2 separate regions of the Homo sapiens genome follow, and region 1 is linked to region 2. The links are chromatin loops, found by intact Hi-C in ENCODE. Cell type or tissue: breast epithelium. All regions are shown on one strand. Each heading gives the region's core, and the rest is flanking DNA. Links, peaks and the distances in the headings are about the cores only.

Region 1 (4,384 bases), core at 291-4,290, 99 kb after region 2:
GCTAGATGCTGTAACTTACATACCTTGAAGGTTTCCAAAGTTCCTTCTAGCATCAAACTTTGGAAGTTTAGAAGAAAATTTAAACTGTCTTTTGACAATCTGCCAGTGGGGCACTGGGCTACCTCCCCGGATTTATCTCAAGCTTCCTCTAGAAAATTACCAAGTAGGAAGTGTTAATATGGTTTGTTTATTGTGCAGAGGAAGACCAACTCAGAGTGAAATTCAAAACCTGTAATACAGCCTCACTGTGCTTCCCAAACTCCAGGGAGTGGCAGAGATAACTCCAGGGTGGCCAGGGTTTGCGCCAGTGTGGGAACAGTTTTCTGAGCTGTCTGCAGGACACCTTATTCAACAGAATAAAAAAAAGTGGATTTTTCTGAGTACAATTACTCAAGCAGATCCCAGATCCTGGTGATCATTGCTCTCTTCTCTTCTCTTCTCTTCTCTTCTCTTCTCTTCTCTTCTCTTCTCTTCTCTTCTCTTTTCTTTTCTTCAAGGTCTCTCTCTGTTACCTGGGCTGGGCTAGAGTGCGGCTCACTGCAGCCTCAACTTCCTGGGCTCAGGTGATCCTCCTACCTCAGCCTCCAGAATAGCTGGGACAACAGGCATGCACCACCATGCTCGGCTAATTTTTGTATTTTTTATAGAGACAGGGTTTAGCCATTTTGCCCAGGCTTGTGTCGAATTCCTGGACTCAAGAGATCCACCCACATCAGCCTCCCAGAGTGTTGGGATTACAAGTGTGAGCCATCGCATCCGACATCATTGCCTTTTAAATAGACACTTTTAAAAAGCCTTCTAAGTATGTGTACTTGATTTCTTTAGATTTCAATAAGAATCTCTGTAGAAGAGGGAAGATTCAAAGCTAGAGGACTTGGAGAAGGGCCTTCACTTATCATTGTAAATAAAGATAATTACACTACCTTGTACTGAGCCGCCAGGTGGCTTAGAAGTAGCTGGAGAAGCGTCACATGTGTCAGTGATCCTTAGAACAACCCCTTTTACAGGATGGGATAAGTGAGGCTTGGGGTCTCAGGTTACCTAACTGATTATCGATAGAGTCAGGATTTGACTTCTGGATTGCCTCAATCCAAAGCCTGCTCTCTCAAGCACTCTGTAGTATGAACGCTGGGTGCTCTGGGGTCTGGCTAACATGTTCCTTAGAGCATTGGCCACAGTCAAGACTGACACCGGCATGTGCCTCAGAGGGCCAGAGCTGAAATGTATTTAATTGCCTTAATTTTCTTTGGAATCAAAAGGCTGTGCACTGCCCTTTGCAAATTAGGAGCCCTGCCGAAACAGTTCAAAATTGAATTAAAAGTGGAGAGAGGCCAGGCATGGTGGCTCACACCTGTAATCTCAGCACTTTAAGAGGCTGAGTGGGAGGATCACTTGAGCTCAAGAGGAGTTCGAAACCAGCCTGGGCAACATAGTGAGACCGCCCCCGTTATGTCTACAAAAAAAAAAAAAAATAGCTTGGCATGGTGGCACACACCTGTGGTCCCAGCTGCCTAGGAGGCTGAGGCAGGAGGATTGCTTGAGCCCAGGAGTTTGAGGCTGTGGAGAGCTGTGATTGTGCCACTGCACTCCAGCCCAGGTGACATAGCGAGACCCTGTCTCAAAAACAAAACAAAACAAAAACAAAAGAGGTAATTTGTATGATCAAAGGACTAAGTCAAACTTAAGGTGGTGGAGAAGAATATAACTTAAGGATCTCCAAGAATTTTTTTTTAATTTTTTTTTTTGTGATACGATCTCGGCTCACTTCAACCTCCACCTCCACCTCCTGGGTTCAAGCGATTCTCGTGCCTCAGCCTCCCGAGTAGCTGCAATTGCAGGCACATACCACTGCGCCCAACTGATTTTTTGTATTTTTAGGGGTTTCACCATGTTGGCCAGGCTGGTCTCGAACTCCTGACCTCTAGTGATCTGCCCGCCCCGATCTTCTAAAGTGCCAGGTGGGTGAGCCACCGCGTCCAGCCTGTAACTAAAATCTTTTGGGGGAGAATACAGGTTAAAGGAAAGGATCCTGGCCGGGTGCGGTGGCTCACGCCTATAATCCCAGCACTTTGGGAGGCCAAGGAGGGCAGATCATTAGGTCAGGAATTTGAGACCAGCCTGGCCAATATGGTGAAACCCCGTGTCTACTAAAAAATACAAAAATTAGCCAGGCATGGTGGCGCCCGCCTCTAGTCCCAGTAGTCCCAGCTACTTGGGAGGCTGAGGCAGGAGAATTGTTGGAACCCAGGAGGTGGAGGTTGCAGTGAGCCGAGATCGTGCCACTGCACTCCAGCCTGGTGACAGAGCGAGACTCTGTCCCCCAACTCCAAAAATAAAAAAAGAGAACAAAAGAAAAAAGAGAGAAAGGAAGGATTCTATATGACTTTTTTTTTTTTTAATAGGGTCTCACTCTGTCGCCCAGACTGGAGCGCAGTGGCACCATCTCGGCTCACCGCAACCTCTGCCTCCCAGGCTCAAATGATTCTCCTGCCTCAGCCTCCTGGGATTACAGGCGCACACCACTACCACCCAGCTAATTTTGTATTTTTAGTAGAGACGGGGTTTCACCATGTTGGCAAGGCTGGTCTTGAACTCCCGACTTCAAATTATCCACCCACCTTGGCCTCCCAAAGTGCTGGGATTACAGATGTAAGCCACTGTGCCCAGCTTCCTATACCACGATTAAGGATGTGACAGCCACAAAGACAGAGCGTATTGATGACCCAAATACCAGGACTGGCATTGCTTTTGGTGAACTCGATTGTCCCAAACGGTGAAACTCTCTGCAAAGTTCTGTGCAAAAAATATTAAATGTTTTCAGCAAAGATGAAATGATTTACAATACCCATTGTATTAATATATTTATTTCATAGCATTTCATATATTTATTCCATACATTTACTTAGGTCAACAATTTCAGGAATAAACTGTGGAAATTTCTTCTTTTCTGGTTTGTTTTTATTATAGTCCAACTTCAAAGAGTCAGAATTAAAGTCCTCAAAAGAAAAGTAATCAAAGTTATCTAAGTTTGCCATCATGGAATCAATAAAAAAAATCATTGCAAAACACACTGATCTTCTTAGTACCTAAATAGATAAGGATATAAAGTAAATGTTTAACTAGTAATTGAGGTTTATCTTATTTTTTAAAATTAACGAGCAATGTAATATTCTTTAAATAAATACTGCTGCTCATTCCTTAAATTTTTATTAAAAACTTTTATTTCAGCCTTTTTTGTTCTTAGTCAAAATTCTTACTTCTGATTAAATGTCTCAAATGTGGAACATGATTGGTAGAACACACAGTTTCTTGGCTGTCCCTGTGACCCATTTCGTAAGACAGGTGGGGGCCCTTTACCTTGGAATCTTGGATTGGATTTCTCTGCCTTTAAAAGAGTTAGATTAGTTTTTTTTTTTTTTTTTTTTTTTACAGAGTCTCACTCTGTCACCCAGGTTGAAGTGCAATGGTGCGATCTTGGCTCTTGGCAATCTCTGCCTCCTGGATTCAAGCGATTCTCCTGCCTCAGCCTCCCAAATAGCTGGGATTACAGGCATTTGCCATCATGCCCAGCTACATTTTTTTAGAGATGGGGTTTCACCATGTTGGCCAGGCTGGTCTTGAACTCCTGACCTCAGGTGATTCGCCTGCCTTGGCCTCCCAAAGTGCTGGGATTACAGGCATTAGCCACCGAGCCTGGCCTAGATTAGGTTTTAAAGTGTCTCTTTATCTCTAAAATCTATTCTGTATTTGCATCTCTAATGCCTATGTTCATAAGAAAGAAAACATATTATTTTTCTTTTTTTTTTTTTTTTTGAAATGAAGTCTTGCTTTTGTCCCCCAGACTGGAGTGCAATGGCACGATCTCGGCTCACTGCAACCTCCGCCTCTCAGGTTCAAGCGATTCTCCTGCCTCAGCCCCCCAAGTAGCTGGGGTTACAGGTGCCTGCCACCATGCCCAGCTAATTTTTGTGTTTTTAGTAGAGATGGGGTTTCATCATGTTGACCAGGCTGGTCTCGAACTCCTGACCTCAGGGGATCTGCCCGCCTCAGCCTCCCAAAGTGCTGGGATTACAGGCGTGGGCCGCTGCGCCCAGCCAACATATTATTTTTCAATATTGAGCCTTAGCTGACTTTCACAGCTCCGTGAGCCTAATGGCTTTTTACGTCTTTGCTTCTGGGCTAATTTGAATAGTCCTGACCCCCTGGCTTGGTAAGCTGAATGGGCCTGGTCCTCCTCCATCCCTCTTCTGGTATTTTCTGTTCCCCCCACTCCCCTGTACCCAGTTTTTCAGGCACCCAGTGTCCTCTGGCCTCAGCCCCCCAGCTCTCAAGATCCTCGCAGAGGCTCCCCTCCAGATCTCATGCCACATCCAGAGAATTGTCA
Region 2 (4,384 bases), core at 300-4,299:
CCTGGCTGTCCCCAACCTGAGGACAGTGGAGCTAGAGGAGCACACCGGGTTCACATCCTGGGACCCACCCATGACACAGAGGAACCTGTGCACAAATAAAACCACTGCTGCAAGATGGTTGAAAATAAGAACTGCGTCCAGCTGTGCCTGCAAGGACAGGAGTCAGGGGCCTCTGAGCCCCCTTTCCTTCCTTCTTCACTTTTCCAGGCTGGAAAAGATGTAGCAATCAAAGGGTCAAAAATGCAGATTCCCTGATGCATCAGAACACAGCAGCAATGGTGAATGCTGTGGGGGATGTGCCCTCCCCTGCCCCTGGGCTGTAAGCGCCACCAGCCCTGGCCGTGTCCCCGAGCCGCAGAGCAGCAGCGGAAAGGCAGAGGCCAGCCCTGTGGGCAGCGAGAGGGCTCAGGTGAGACTCCAGGTCTCAGAGGGGCTCTGTGGCGGGCAGGCTCTGGCAGCCCTGGGGGCATCCAGCAGAGCCCAAGTGGCCCAGGTTCATGTTAAGGTTAGAGAACATTTTGGGCAGGTGGCCGGCCTGGCTAGGACGGTGGCCACAGCTCCTGCTGCAAGTTCACTGCGGGCCCCTTCTTCCCCTGCTTGCTGCGGCCTGGCCACGGCTTCCCAGATCTGCCTGGGTCCCCTCCCCACCTCCCCACCACACACTGGAGGGGAAGAGAGCGCTTGGGTTCAGCGGACTTTAACCACAAAGGCAGCAACGATGGGACTTCTGGGGCTGTCACCTGTCACATCTCCGCCAGGCTCTCAGGTGGGTGGGTGGGGTCTAATGACCAACTTCAGGGCCTGCCCTAGGTCAGAAGCCCCCAGAGCCAGGTCCTGCTTATGTCCAGCTCAGCAGCAGGTCGTGTGTGTGTGGAGGGGGCCAAAGCGGGGGAGGGCGGGAGCTGACCAGTCCTGTGAGCCCCCACACTGGCTACTATTGTTTTGTGAGGCCCGGCCCCTGCTCAGAGCTCCAGCAACACTTGGCTAATTGGGGGGTGGCTTGAGAATGTTCAGGGGCACAGGCCTTGGAGTCAGGCAGAGGTGGGTTCGAATCCCGATTCTGACACTGGTAGGCTGTGTGGCCTTGGGCAAGTTACTTCACCTCTCTGAGCTTCCATTTGCAAATCTAAATGGTAGGGGTAAGAAGGCGGGTGGCTTCTCTGGGCTGTTGCAGGGTGTAGACGAGCTGAGGCTGAGTGTGTGTAAGCATGAGCACTGGCCCCGCCATGAGGCATACCTGCGTTATCCCCCTTCCAGCTCCTGGGGAACGCGCTTCAGGGAGTGTCTTGGGAGAAGAGCACGTGTGAGCACCAGGTCCAGAGCACGTGCCTTGCAACACGTGTTGAGCGGCTCTAGGGAGAAGAGAGGGCCCTGCTGACGCTCCCTCAATCCCTGTCCCACCACTCCAGCGCCTTCCAGGACCCTCGAGGGACCTGCACGTTCCCAAGAGGCAAATTCCTGGGGTTGGGAGGCTGCCTACAGGGGTCCTACCTTCTGGGCCAACCCCCAGGCCTTGTGGCCTCACTCTGCAGCCACCTCCCGGCCTCCACCTGGGACCCCCTTCCTCAGCTCAGAGCCCCCCAGCCCTCAGCCCACCGGTTTTCCCACAGGCGGCACCAAGCCCAGCAGGGGGGTTCAGGTTTTAACATCTTTCCCCTCTTGCCCTGGACATGAAGCAGCCTTGCTCAGGAACCAAGAATGCTAATGAGGGTCAGTACCAGAGAGGGTGACTGTTCCCAATCCTGTCTCCCCTGCCCCAGCAGCCAACAGAAGGCAGGAAACCCAGCAGAGGAGGAAGCTGATGCTGCCCCAACCAAAGCCATGGGGGCCACGATGGGGTGTCTGCCCCTGGAAACCCCATGTTCACCTGCTGAGCCATGTGGACCCCACCAGCCTCCTTTCACACACTCGCCTCCGCCTCGGGTCTCCTCCCCACTCTCTCAGGAGGCCCAGCGTCCGGGACTGCCACATGCTGACAATGTCCAGAAACCTCCCAGGACCGTAAACTGGGAAGAACATGGGCCTCCCTCCCAGAACAGCTCGTGATGGTCGGGGCGGGGAGCAACAGGGTCCCCCCGTGGTGGGGGCATAAACCCGTCTGGCCTCATCTGGTCAAGTTGAACATATGCTCCTCCATGACCCAGCACTGCCATCTATCAGCAGATCCGCCCCAGAAGGACTCACGCCCATGTGTCCAGGAGACAAAAACCAGAACATTCCTGGCAGCCAGTGCAGAAGGGCCAAACTGGGACCCACCCAGATGTTCCCTCTGAGGGACGGGCAGAGAGGGGTGTTGGAGCCACAGAGGACACGATGAACAAGCCACAGCTCAACGGTACAGTGTGCGATTCCACTTGGATAAAGGTCAGAGAAGGAAGAGCCAGCGCCATGTTGGAGGGAAGCCAGCCATGTGGGAGAAGAAAGCAGGCCCAGTCACCGCGGCCACTGTGCCCACGGCAAGGCGGGGCCGCCTCTGCAGGACTGGGCATGTCAATCAGGGACTAGGTCTTCTGGGGAGCTGATAGCCTCCTAATTCTTGACCTTAGAGTGTTTGCTTTGTTATTCATTATGCTGTGTATTCAAATTTTATTCACTTCACATCACAATTGTTTAATGGCATATTTTATGTTATATATATTTTACCACAATTTAAAAAAATTTCTTTTTGAGACAAGGTCTTGCTCTGTCACCCAGGCTGAAGTGCAGTGGTATGATCACAGCTCACTGCAGCCTCGTGGACCTCCTGGGTTTAAGAGATCCTCCTGCCTCAGCCTCCCGAGTAGCTGGGACCACAGGTGGGTGTCACCACACCTGGCTAATTTTGATTTTTAATAGAAATGAGGTCTCGCTATGTTGCCCAGGCTGGTCTCAAACTCCTGGGCCAATTTAATTTTTCTAAATTTTTCAAATGAAAGTATGACATAAGGCCAGACACGGTGGCTCATGCCTGTAATCCCAGCACTTTGGGAGGTCAAGGCGGGGGGATCATTTGAGGTCAGGAGTTTGAGACCAGTTTGGCCAACGTGGTGAAACCCCATCTCTACTAAAAATACATAAATTAGTTGGGCATGGTGGTGCGTGGCTATAATCCCAGCTACTTGGGAGGCTGAGGCAGGAGAATCGCTTGAACCTGGGAGGCGGAGGTTGTAGTGAGCCAAGATCATGCTACTGCACTCCAGCCTGGCTGTCAGAGTGAGACTCTGTCTCAAAAAAAAAAAAAAAAAAATGAAAACAAAAGAAAGAAAGTATGACATAAAGTAGATTAGTGATTGTCTGGGGCTGGGTGGAATGTGGGGGGTCTTTGCTAATAATAGCTAAACGATTTGAGGCTTCTTTTTGGGGTGATGAAATGTTATAAAATTGTGGTGACGACTGCACAGCTCTGTGAATGTATGAAAACCACTGAGTTATACAGCGTGGGAGTGATTTCTCAATAAAGCTGTTACCAAAAGAGACAAAAGAAAAAAGTGTACAGGCTTAAATTGGGGTGGGTCCCACTCCGTGTGACCTCAGGTGAGCTAAATGACCCCTCTGAGCCCAGAAGTGCCCACCTACACCAGAAGCCACAGCCTCTATCCCGGGCAGGACCAGAGGGCTGCTGAGAGGATGTCTGGGATTCACGGACTCATTGCACAGTGGATTTTTCCACAGGCCTGTTCCCGGTGCCCTTCCCTGCACTGCCAGGATGAGTACCCGAGGAACTTGGGGTGAGCTCCCAAGCCCAGCACTGGCCCTTTCTCTCCACCGGGGCTGGCTCGGATTGCCCTGGCTGGTCTGTTTACACAGGAGGGCAGCAGGAGGGTCCTGACTCCTGGAAGGCTGACCAGGGCCACCACAGCCTGGACCCCCCTGCTTGCTAGCCACTCACTTTGACATGTGACTGCTGAAAAATTAACACCAGTTTCACTTCCTTCCCTCACACTCCACGTAGCACAGAAGAAAAATCTGTCATGTTCCAAAGCGAATCCACAGCCTTCTCGTAACAGGAAACACTCTGAAATCCGTCACTGCGAAGTCTGGGAAGACCCAGGACAAGCTGCTGCTTTGACGGCAGCCGCTTCCAAGGTCAAAGGCCAGGCGTGGGGGCACTCTCCCTCCCGACGCAGCCAGCTCCACAGCCATGCACCCTGCAGCCCCTCGTCTTCCAGCTTTGTGCAAGGCGGCTGGAATCCTAGATCGGCTGGCCACCCCACTGGGGGGAAACCCCTTCAGCACCCAGGCCACAGCTAGAAGGGACCTTGCAGGATGTCGGGAATCACGGTCCAGGAAACTTTCCCTCTCCGAAGGGCAAACTGTTTGTCAAGAACGTTCGGGGCTTATAAAACATCTGCCAGCCTTGGGTAAACAATAAGAGAAGACCAGAGGCGAGCTCCGCATCGCGGCT

The links. Hi-C counts contacts between places; a loop is a spot of excess contacts. Peaks named below come from ENCODE experiments on the same cell type or tissue, not always from the same donor. Only the 100,000 strongest peaks of a DNase experiment are listed, where the experiment ranks them.
Region 1: a loop joins it to region 2, with 20 times the contacts of the local background. A loop is called at or near these places in 10 of 110 quality-filtered maps.

The regions. Positions count from the first base shown.
Region 1 is chr10:124,424,424-124,428,807 of GRCh38, reverse strand. No RefSeq gene overlaps it. Among named protein-coding and RNA genes, the nearest start is that of OAT, 7.7 kb to the right of the region's middle. In breast epithelium, for the core only: no CTCF peak of the experiment used is centred there; no DNase peak of the experiment used is centred there; H3K27me3 peaks cover 83 bases.
Region 2 is chr10:124,523,118-124,527,501 of GRCh38, reverse strand. All of the region lies in intron 6 of LHPP (phospholysine phosphohistidine inorganic pyrophosphate phosphatase), which reads right to left. Among named protein-coding and RNA genes, the nearest start is that of LHPP, 63 kb to the right of the region's middle. RefSeq lists an enhancer at 3,797-3,966. In breast epithelium, for the core only: no CTCF peak of the experiment used is centred there; a DNase peak (open chromatin) is centred at 2,391; H3K4me3 peaks cover 588 bases; H3K27ac peaks cover 859 bases.